Regions from separate parts of the Homo sapiens genome. Here region 2 is linked to region 1. A link is an interaction called in ENCODE POLR2A ChIA-PET data of the cell type or tissue named here. Cell type or tissue: PC-3. All regions are shown on one strand. Region 1 overlaps PTPRQ (protein tyrosine phosphatase receptor type Q). Region 2 overlaps OTOGL (otogelin like).

Evidence for each region. ChIA-PET counts read pairs that join two places held together with the same protein. Peaks named below come from ENCODE experiments on the same cell type or tissue, not always from the same donor. Only the 100,000 strongest peaks of a DNase experiment are listed, where the experiment ranks them.
Region 2: POLR2A ChIA-PET joins it to region 1 with 6 read pairs; 1 of 35 experiments calls an interaction of 5 or more read pairs at or near these places.

Annotation. Positions count from the first base shown.
Region 1 is chr12:80,646,812-80,651,811 of GRCh38, forward strand. PTPRQ (protein tyrosine phosphatase receptor type Q) reads left to right here. Exons shown (of 45, transcript NM_001145026.2): 36 at 2,086-2,112; 37 at 2,777-2,858. All of the region lies in intron 1 of LOC105369867 (a long non-coding RNA gene), which reads right to left. Among named protein-coding and RNA genes, the nearest start is that of MYF6, 58 kb to the right of the region's middle. In PC-3, no CTCF peak of the experiment used is centred here; a DNase peak (open chromatin) is centred at 2,250; H3K27ac peaks cover 872 bases; H3K27me3 peaks cover 560 bases.
Region 2 is chr12:80,319,714-80,324,713 of GRCh38, forward strand. OTOGL (otogelin like) reads left to right here. Exons shown (of 59, transcript NM_001378609.3): 34 at 709-987; 35 at 4,010-4,127. Among named protein-coding and RNA genes, the nearest start is that of PTPRQ, 120 kb to the right of the region's middle. RefSeq lists an enhancer at 489-1,022. In PC-3, no CTCF peak of the experiment used is centred here; a DNase peak (open chromatin) is centred at 2,118.

The DNA of each region.
Region 1 (5,000 bases):
AGCAACTTTTGGTAGAGTTTTTCACTGAAAAGACATGAACTTAAAACAAAAAAATGTATATTTATTCAATTAATCATAACTTCTGAAATGAAGAATAGAGATGATTAAAGAAGAGCAATAATATGAATAATATTTTGCTTTAGCTATTTCTTGCTCACTTTTCTTTAATATGATTATTCACATTTAATGTCTCTTAGGGATTTCACAAATGTATACTGATGCTTCAAATGGTTTATTGACATTTTCCCAGAAACCAACATCTACTTTAGATTCTAGTTATCTCAGTAAAAATACTTTTGCAGTACCGGCTCAAATGATCCTCTAGGAAAAAGGAATCTCTCTGCGATGGGTGGCAGTCTCACTGTCCTTATATAGGTGGACTACTAGCCTGTCACTAAATCATATATATTGTGCTTAAATTTTGCCAATCACAATGGAATAATATTTGCTGTTATTATAAAAGTTATTTCCACAAAGTTCAAGAGTTTCTATGTCCATGTGGTAGCAGGGAAATAGACCTTGGTAATCAAAGCATCTCAGTCATTTATATCTTAAGTTCAGTTGATCAGAATTTACCCAACACAACCTTCTATTCTTTCCTATTTCTGAAGAACAAGGTATCATAGGGGCACTGGGCAACAAGTTATCTTAAGGGAGCTAGGTAGTATGTGTGGATGTAGCCTGTAGTTTATCTTTCTTTCTTGCTGGTCTTCGCTGAGGGGTAATTATTTTTAACAAAGATTGATTGTGGCTTCAGTCCCCACTGCAACTGTTACTATGTCAGAGATATTTCCAGGGCCTCCAATATTCAGACATTCTATTTTCCCTTCCCCAAATCAAAGATTCTTCTCATTTGGTAGCCCTTTCAGCCATCTCCATATCCATCTAGAATAAGGAATTCTTTCTTGCTTTCTTTAAATCACTCTAGGGTATTGTGGGGCACTCTTAAGCTTATCCACCAAGACTCTTTGTTAGTCACTGCTACTTTGTCACTTAGATGCCCTGTTTGGCAATGGAATAGTCTATCACTTTATGTTTACCCTGAGAAGCTGGAAGATACAACATCTCTTTCTGCTTGGGGGGCACCCATCATTAACTGAGAATTCTAACATTCTACTTTGTAATACCTGGTCCAGCATCCCCATATTTTTCAACAATTCCTGTATTGTAATGAAATATACTTCCTTTTAAATCCTGTTTTCTTCATTGAATACACCTCTTTTTGACCATTTTCATATTTATTATGCTCTGTTTTTCAAACCATTTTTTTTCTTTTATTCATTCTTTGCTTCAAAAAACATATCTTCTTACAAATATTCTTCAATTAAAGAATATAGTAAAATCCCTAATATTATTCTAGATTTAAAACTTTGAAAAAGTCATATGTTCCTTAGTTCATTTCATTATATTTTGTGCCTTTTGTGTTTTTTGCAGTGCTAATTTGTTGTGCATGACGTAAGTGTTATTAATGATACGCCCCTCTCTAAGTTTGTGTATGTTGTGTAGCCTATTTAGCTGTTAAAATTATTTTTGTTTACAGAGTATAAGTAATTTGGCCAATGATCTGTCACAAAAGATAGGTCTAAAATAATGGAAATAGTTATAATTTGTTGTTGCTGTGTATTTATCCAAACTCACTCATGAAACAATACTTAACCAATGTGATGTCATGTTTCATGGATTCATTCTGTCTGGTTCAACACTTTCTATATATAGAGGAAATATTTTTAAAATCCACATTAGCTCTTTTAGACCACTAAATACCATGCAATATATTAAAAAGTGATCTATTTTTAATGTAGTATCCTAAATGCCTAACATTTTTAAGCATTTATAATGACATTTATAATAACAACAACATCTTTTCAGCTCGAGAAAGAATGTAAATTATTTGCCATGTTTGAGTCCAAATAATGTAATTTCAAAAAAATAAATAAAATTTAAAATAATGATCATATATTAGTTAAAGGCATAGCACATTTTACATTATTGATTTATTATAATTTTCTGACTTTAATCTACACTTCTTTCAGAATTAGCTGTCCACTCTGACTCACAATGCATTTAACACAATCTCTATTGCAGGTTACTTAGTTATAGAAAATCCATCAAGTAAGTTTGTTAAATATTTTCTTTCTTCTTTTTGAATATCAAAGTTAGATGCACTGACTCAGTAGAACCTTAATGTGTGATTCACTTTTTGTATGTTTGTTGGAAAAACCTCCAAGCTGGATATAAATCATAAAAGCATGACTAATTGCATGGTAACTGGAGAAATGCTTTCTCTCTCTCTGGGGTGAAGCCTGCATGTCTGTATTTTAGCTTGGGAAGTAATACGGGGATATTTAAACTCCTTGGGGTTTGAAAACCATGTCATTATGAGAATGAGGTCACTGCAATATTTTATATCTTCTAAAACCTTGTAATGTATAAAATGTTTTCTGTCTGACAAAGAGGTATTATGTGCTTTAGGAGTCAATGATAACTTCATGCCCTTACATTTACTTGAAAAATTTTCTTCATTAAAATGCTAAATCCTTTATTTAATGTCACTAAAAAATTGAAGGAATTTTGTGCCATGAATACAAAGAAAGTGAGCTTAAAGAAGAAAAGTTAATTTTATAAGTATAACAGAGTGACTTTAAAAAGCTGTGTTGTTTGTGATTTTGGGGATGTCCATTGTTCTTTAACTTGTTAAAAGTGAAGCCAGTGCCAATGCTAACGCGAACAAATACAATCTAACATGACCCTATTTTATACCTTTCTTTACTTGGAGGCCAATAAGCAAGAAATCCTTCCTGCAACATGTTGAAGAGCTTTGCACAAACAACAACCTAAAGTTTCAAGAAGAATTTTCGGTATGTTACTAGCAGTTGTCACAACATTGCAAGACCTCCAGTCGTTTCATGTGTCACATTTCATGTCCATTTTAAGCAAGCAAGGCCATGAAGGACTCTGGCCTTGATAATCAATACCCAATTACCAGGTTGATTGTTTTGATAGTAATGTTACACTGGGCCGCCTCTGGTGCAACCTGATCAGAATTATTCACCTACTGTGTCAGGAAAAGGTGGTCTTCTTCAGACCTCCCCTGTATTGGCAGCATGACCTTGTCTATTCTCTGCTCTTTCATCCAGATGTAGGTGCAAATGTAGAATGCCATATTCATTAGTTTGTTTTGTATTCAAGGTTTAGGTCATACTATAAGTGTAGTTTTATATTTAAGTAATTATTTTACATTTGGACACTAAATTATTTCATTTTACGTTTACCTACTTGGTTTACATTAGTGATATAGATGAATGTGAGATCAAAACTTGAAGCTTCCAGAAACTATAAGAAAATTATTTCTAGAACTGTCTAAAAATAAAAAAAAAGATAAGTAATGTCCACGTTTTACAGGGGGCCTTTTTAAAGTTACTATGGAATAAATGCTGTATCATATAATGAAAATGTATAAAATTAAGAATTTGTCACTTTAAATCTACTTAAAAGTTGGGAATAGTTTTTTTTTTAACATTTTGTATATCTATAAAATTGAAATTATTTAAAAACATAAGGTAGATATCAAATCTTCAAGCTACTTTAAGAGTTATAAGCATCTTTTCTAACTTAGATGATTATTTTGTTATTAAGAAAGACAGATTTCTACATGTCACCAAAAACATTATTTCTATTTTATTTTTTTCCATGAAATTTCCAGTGTGTGAACTCCTGAAACAAAGAATAAAACAATTGGGTTAAATAATTCAGAATTATAATATTTCAGTCTCTTAGGGAATAATAACAAAAATGAGAGAAGATTAATGGTATTTCCTGCAGCCTTTTGGTTATGCTTCTTAAGAAATATTGGTCTGGACTTAACAAAATCAATAGTGCCATAAAATTCTTCCTAGCATTTAGACAGCAAGAATTCTCAATTTTTCAGGAGCAAAAGTGTAATTTCCCTAGAATAAGAGTGAATGTAATTACATTATGCATGACCAAGTAGATAAAAAGTTTTATTAGCAATAACATTTTCACATATATGAGAAAGTTTCTAGTTTAAGTTTTTTGAAGACCATAGTTTGAAGAACTTTTTAAAAATTTCATTTTGTCTAATGCTTTGTTAAGAATTTCTAAAGCAAATTATTAAATTATGTTTTAATAAATACATTTTTGGTGCATATATTTGATAAACCTTTTAACTCAGGACATATTCACTCATATCTTAAATATTTATAAGTTCCTACTATGTGATAGGCATTGTATTTGGCACATACAATCAGCACTTACCAGCTAAGTGACTTTGGGCAAATTTCTTAAACTCTCTTTGCCTCAATATCTTCATTTGTAAAATTATAATATCTACTTTATTAAATTATGAATATAAAATGATTGAATATAAGCAATACTAAGAACAGTAGCTGGCACAAGTATTAGCTATTACGATGATAAATTCTACCATAAAGAAGCTCATATTATGGTAAGAACTGCAGATGTGTAAAAATTGCAAATTTACTGTATCTTGATGGAGATATGCATGAAGATTGAGGATCAAATCTGTTTGTATATCAACCAGAAAAGAGTTTATAAAAAAGGTGTCTTTCAGGATGAACTTTAGGATGAGCAGAAGTCTAATGAGAAGGTAAAGGAAAAAAGGTGTTCCAGAGACAGGAAAAGGATAGGAATGCAAAAACGGTCTAACTCATCTGTGGTCCCACTGAAAAGAGAGAAAGCAATAGGAGAAAGAGCTAAATAGGGAGAATTGTGGCCTTGTGCACCCTGATAAGGATAACACTGCCCAGTGTAACATTACCATCTAAACAATCAACCTAGTGTTTGAGCATTGCTTACCAAAGCCAGAGCTGCTTAAGTCTAGAAATGGAAACTTTTATGTGAAATAATTATAAAATATAAGTGCTCTTTCAGTCTATTTAAACTCACCTTTTTTCTCCCTTCTTTATGTATTTCCAAAACTTTGACACAAGGAAGCTGTTCTAGGACTCCTTATTGGGTTA
Region 2 (5,000 bases), 330 kb before region 1:
TGAAGAAAATCAACCTAAAATAATCTCAATTTAAAAACTTTTATTTCATGAGTTTTACAAATATAAGGTAAATGTTAAAAGCTCTAGCTGAAAAAGGGTGATAATTTTTCAATGCTTTGTAAAGCTCATTAGCCATTTGGTCATCTTTTGGGAAATGGACAATAATGTTGGATAAATAGTCTCTTCTTGGTGCAGTAAGATCTCTTTCAAGAACATTTGCTCATTAAAAGAGCCCTGTGATACTGAAATGCAGTTACATCCCTAAATTGATCTATTTCTGTATTCTCTTTTCTATCATCAAGTTTAGCCATTAGTAGGTTTTGTACATTTGTAAATGTTAAAGCTTGCAAACGCAAATATATGTCCAATTAATCATTCAATTTCTTGTATGAAATTGTACATTCTGGAGTCCTCATTGACATTTCCTTTTTTCCCCCAAGGACAAAATAAATTATTAAAAAAATAGAAGTTACCAAAGACTGATTTTTTTTTTTAGTGATATCACTGTTATTCACTGAATTTAAAGTACTACTTTTTTTTTTCTTCTTTCAAGCATCTCCTAGTTTATTTGTGAAATCTTAGTTATTGGCACTAATTATGTTTGGCAATTGTGCAGTACTATTTTGTTTACTTTATAAGTACATTTTGTGATGCCAATGTTGATGATCTTCCTTCTCCTGAGAATCCACACTGCTCTATATTTTACAGCATTAGCACTTGTTTCCTTGGAATCTGCTGAAAGGCCAAACTACTTTCTCTATGTCCATGACAATGATACTCTTAGCTTGGAGCTGTGGGAGGCGAATTCAGCCTTTCATCGGAGAGCAACATTTTTCCACCATCAGGGCCTCTGGATTCCTGGTTACAGTGCATTTGAGTTATACAGCAAGAAAGGCTTTTTCATCATATTCACAGATTCTAGTGTCAAAGCATCAAAATATGATGATTCTGAAGAATTTAAACATTCAAGTAGCTTCAGCATAGAAGGTATGTTTCCTGAGATCTCCAAAAAGAGAACAAATAGGTAATTTATATTAGGCAGAATATTTATGTCTTTAATTTAAAAACCATTCTTACTGCATATAAGCAGATAGACTTTTATGACCTTAAGTAAGTGTCTTAACCTCTATACCCCTCTATATCTCCAATATACGTATTGGAGAAATAATAATATGTACTTTATCGGGTTATGGTGAGTATTGAATAAGTTGATGTAAATTACTTAGAACAATCCTAAATAACCTGATTTTTTATTATTATTACCCCAATTATTACTACCAGTGCTGTCTGGACATTGGAATCAGGGCTCACTCATGTGGCTTAGTTGTCTAATGTTTATATCTCCTTTTTCTTTCCTAGAAGGCAACTCTAATTTATCTGATTCTTAGTGATAAGGACAATATATTTACTTCTGTCATTTGAATACAAGGTGTCTGTTTCCATTGACCTCTAGAAGATTTCTCTAGTTCAGCAGAAACCTAATCTTACTTCTAGAGAGCCTTTGAGGTCTATAGCTATTGAATTTTCTGCAGCAAGCTTCACTCCTTTATGCAGTGTTTAAAAGTCATGCTTTCTTTTCAAAATCCAGAAGCTTGATATCTATCTTGAGTCTCCTCAAGAAATCGTTTCATCCTTGTGAACCCTCCTAAAGGAGTTCAAGACAGCAACTAATTTGCCTTTTCTGTTGAGAATATATTTCTGCAAGCCCTTCTAATAATAGATTTTAAACAGTACAAATTGAGCTTCAAAATACCTAATGTTAAATGACAAGTTAATGGGTGCAGCACACCAACATCGCACATGTATACATATGTAACAAATATGCACGTTGTGCACATGTACCCTAAAACTGAAAGTATAATAAAAAATAAAAAAATAAAAAATAAAAAAAAATTTTACCTATTGAATACAGTTCTTCTATGCAAAGATTCCTAAGTCTGGCAGGAGGTTTTGTGCAAACCCAGATGCCAGAATTCTGCAAGGGTTCTTACTCTGGCAACGAGCTCAGAACAAAGAAAAAGAAGCTCTAATATCTCTACCATTTGCATTCTTAGGTGTGGTGACATACATTCTTTAGTGTGGTGACATACTCACAAAACAAGTCAGGCAAAGGAATTTTATTACTTAACAGACAGGCAGCAAGAATCAACAGAAGCCTAGGATTCATGGTGAGCCAGTCCTCTAGGCTCAGAAAAGCCCAGGGTGAACTGAATCTTGTCTGCACATGCTCCAGGTTGCACTGCAGCTGAGGGACCCTGAAAGCACTCTGCCCTGGATTTGATACTTCAGGTGCAACTGGAATCACCGAGCACACACTTTGCAGGACATCCTGTTGGGAATGGCAACAGAGCCTGGATTGTTTCAGAAGATTCCTCCTTACCTCAGGATAACCCTCAGAACATTTTGCAGTTGTTTTGAGATCTGCAAGTGGGAGAGAGAAAGCAAGGAGAACCAAGGGGAGAGCTGTCCTCCTACACTGTGCTCTTGAGAAAAGGAACCACTGACATATCTATATAGCATTCCATACAGTGGATGTGATTTGCTTACTTCAGTTTACCTACCGTTGACCTTTACAGGCCTCTATTTCCCCTCTGCTCTAGAAATCTGTGCCCTTAGAACCAGACCTAGTAGCCCCATTTGAGGCTTAGAGAACTGCAGCACATGGCATCATCAGAATATCAGAAGCTGATCTTTGTGGGCTTCTGAAACCTAGGAAACTCCAGGAGCCTATTGTAGTCTTGGAACCAGTCCTCTTTCAGGATGCGTGAGACGAGTAACTCAAGTTCAGCAATTACTTAAGTCTTTAGATGTATAGATGCTTTCCAAAAAGACTTATTTTCCTTGCTGTAATTTGGAATTGAATTCTGTGTCCAGAGTCCAAGAAACATACCTGCTTCCTGAATTTTCTTTCTTAAGAGGTTCTCTTGTTCAGAGATAGCTTTGAACTGCTACAAAAGGACTTCTCTATGCTGTGGGAAGGTGAGAGTATTAGCAGACCTTGCAGGAGAAAAACTTCAATCAAGGGAGGTTTTAGAACTGTATGCATGTATTTTTCAAATCCGCCCATATATTTTGTTGTATTCAAACAATACTTATCTGGTACAAGGCAACGTGCTAAGTTTTCTGAGAACAGCAACAGAATATTCTTCCTAGATTTGAGTTCATGAAATGTATTTGGTCTTGCCATTTTTCTAATTGTTTGAACTTGGCAAGTTTCTTGGCTGCTGTGAGTCTCAATTTCCTCATTTATAAATTAGAAATAATATCTACTTAATAGGGTTGTTGCAGGATAAAATAGAATAATGGATGGACAATTACTTTGCAGAAAGTAAAATTCTAAACAAGTGTTTGGTATTATGATGTGAAGACAGATGAAAACCCACTACACACACACACACACACACACACACACACACACACACACACACACACACATATATAAAATATTTTGAATTTTCCTCAGCCTCCTCCAACCACTTGCTTTTTTAAATCTTTGGAAGATAGGTGTACATGTAGATATTTAATCTGAGCATGAAATGCTTTGGTCACCAAGCAATTACAGTGTTTTTTCTTCAGTTCTGTCTTTCCTGTAGCATTGTAGTCAAAGAAGGGTCAAACCCTAGGAGGGTTCATATAAGAAACTGTTAGTTTTTGGCCAGGTGCAGTGGCTCACACCTGTAATCCCAGCACTTTGGGAGACTAAAGCGGGTGGATCACCTGAGGTTAGGAATTCGAGACCATTCTGGTCAACAAGGCAAAACCCCGTCTCTATTAAAAATATAAAAATTAACTGGGTGTGGTGGCATGTGCTTGTAGTATCACCTACTTGGGAGGCTGAGGCACGACAGTCACTTGAACCCAGGAGGCAGAGGTTGTGGTGAATCGAAATAGTGCCACTGCGCTCGAGCCTGAGTGACAGAGCGAGACTGTCTCAAGAAAGAAAAGGGAATTGTTAGTTTTCAAGCTATGTATTAAATATGCACACAATCTAAACTTTATTTTTTCCCAGAAATCCAGGCAGCAGTGCCTTACAGGAAGATGTGTGAATGGAGATATGAACCTTGTGCTACACCCTGTTTTAAAACATGTAGTGACCCTGAAGCACTAGCATGTAAATTTCTTCCACCGTAAGTAACGTTTACCAATAAGTGATCAAAGTCCAGCCTTAGCAAATTCTGTTTTCAGTTGATTTTTTTCAAGATTTTAAAAACAGCCATTCTCAAGTTGTATATGCTATATATTCTTTCATGATATTAATTTCGCTTAAATCAAGAAGTAGTTATTGAGAGCCTACTATGTGGCAGGCAATCTTCTTGCTGCTGGGGAGACAGTACTGAACAAAATAGACAAGTACTTGCCCTCATGAAGCTTACATATTGTTGGATTGAGCAGAAAATAACCAAACAAAAATGTAAATATATAATGCAACATATTGTTATGGCGGATATGTGTTACAGAGAAAAATAAAGGAAGGTAAGGGAGACAGAGAGCATAAGGCATGTGTGTGTGTTTGCCAATTAATGTTGGTGGTCAGTGAAGAGCACCCTGACAAGGTGACATCTGGTCAGAGATCTAAATGTAGTGAAGGCACTGGCCAGGTGGATATCTGGGGAAGAATCTTTAATTTGAGAACAGTGCAAAGGTCTTGGAGTGGGAATGTGTTTGGTGTGTTCGAGGATCAGCAAGGAGGTCATAAGTTAGAACAAAGTGAGCAAAATGGAGAGAAGTGGGAGATGAGACCAGAGAATCATATTAGTGGGCAAATCATATAAGGCTTTGTAGCCTGTTGTAAGGACTTTGTCTTTTACTGTAAGATAGGAGACCTGGCTGCATTTTAGGCAGCTGAGTGGCATGATCTGATTTATGTTTTAAAAGGTGTACTTTGCCTGTTGTATTGAGAATGGGCTGTTGGAGGAGAGGAGGACAGGGCAGACTTGATCGGTGATACAGACAAGAAATGAAGGGGATTTGACCAGGTTGGTGGCCCGAGAGGTTATGAG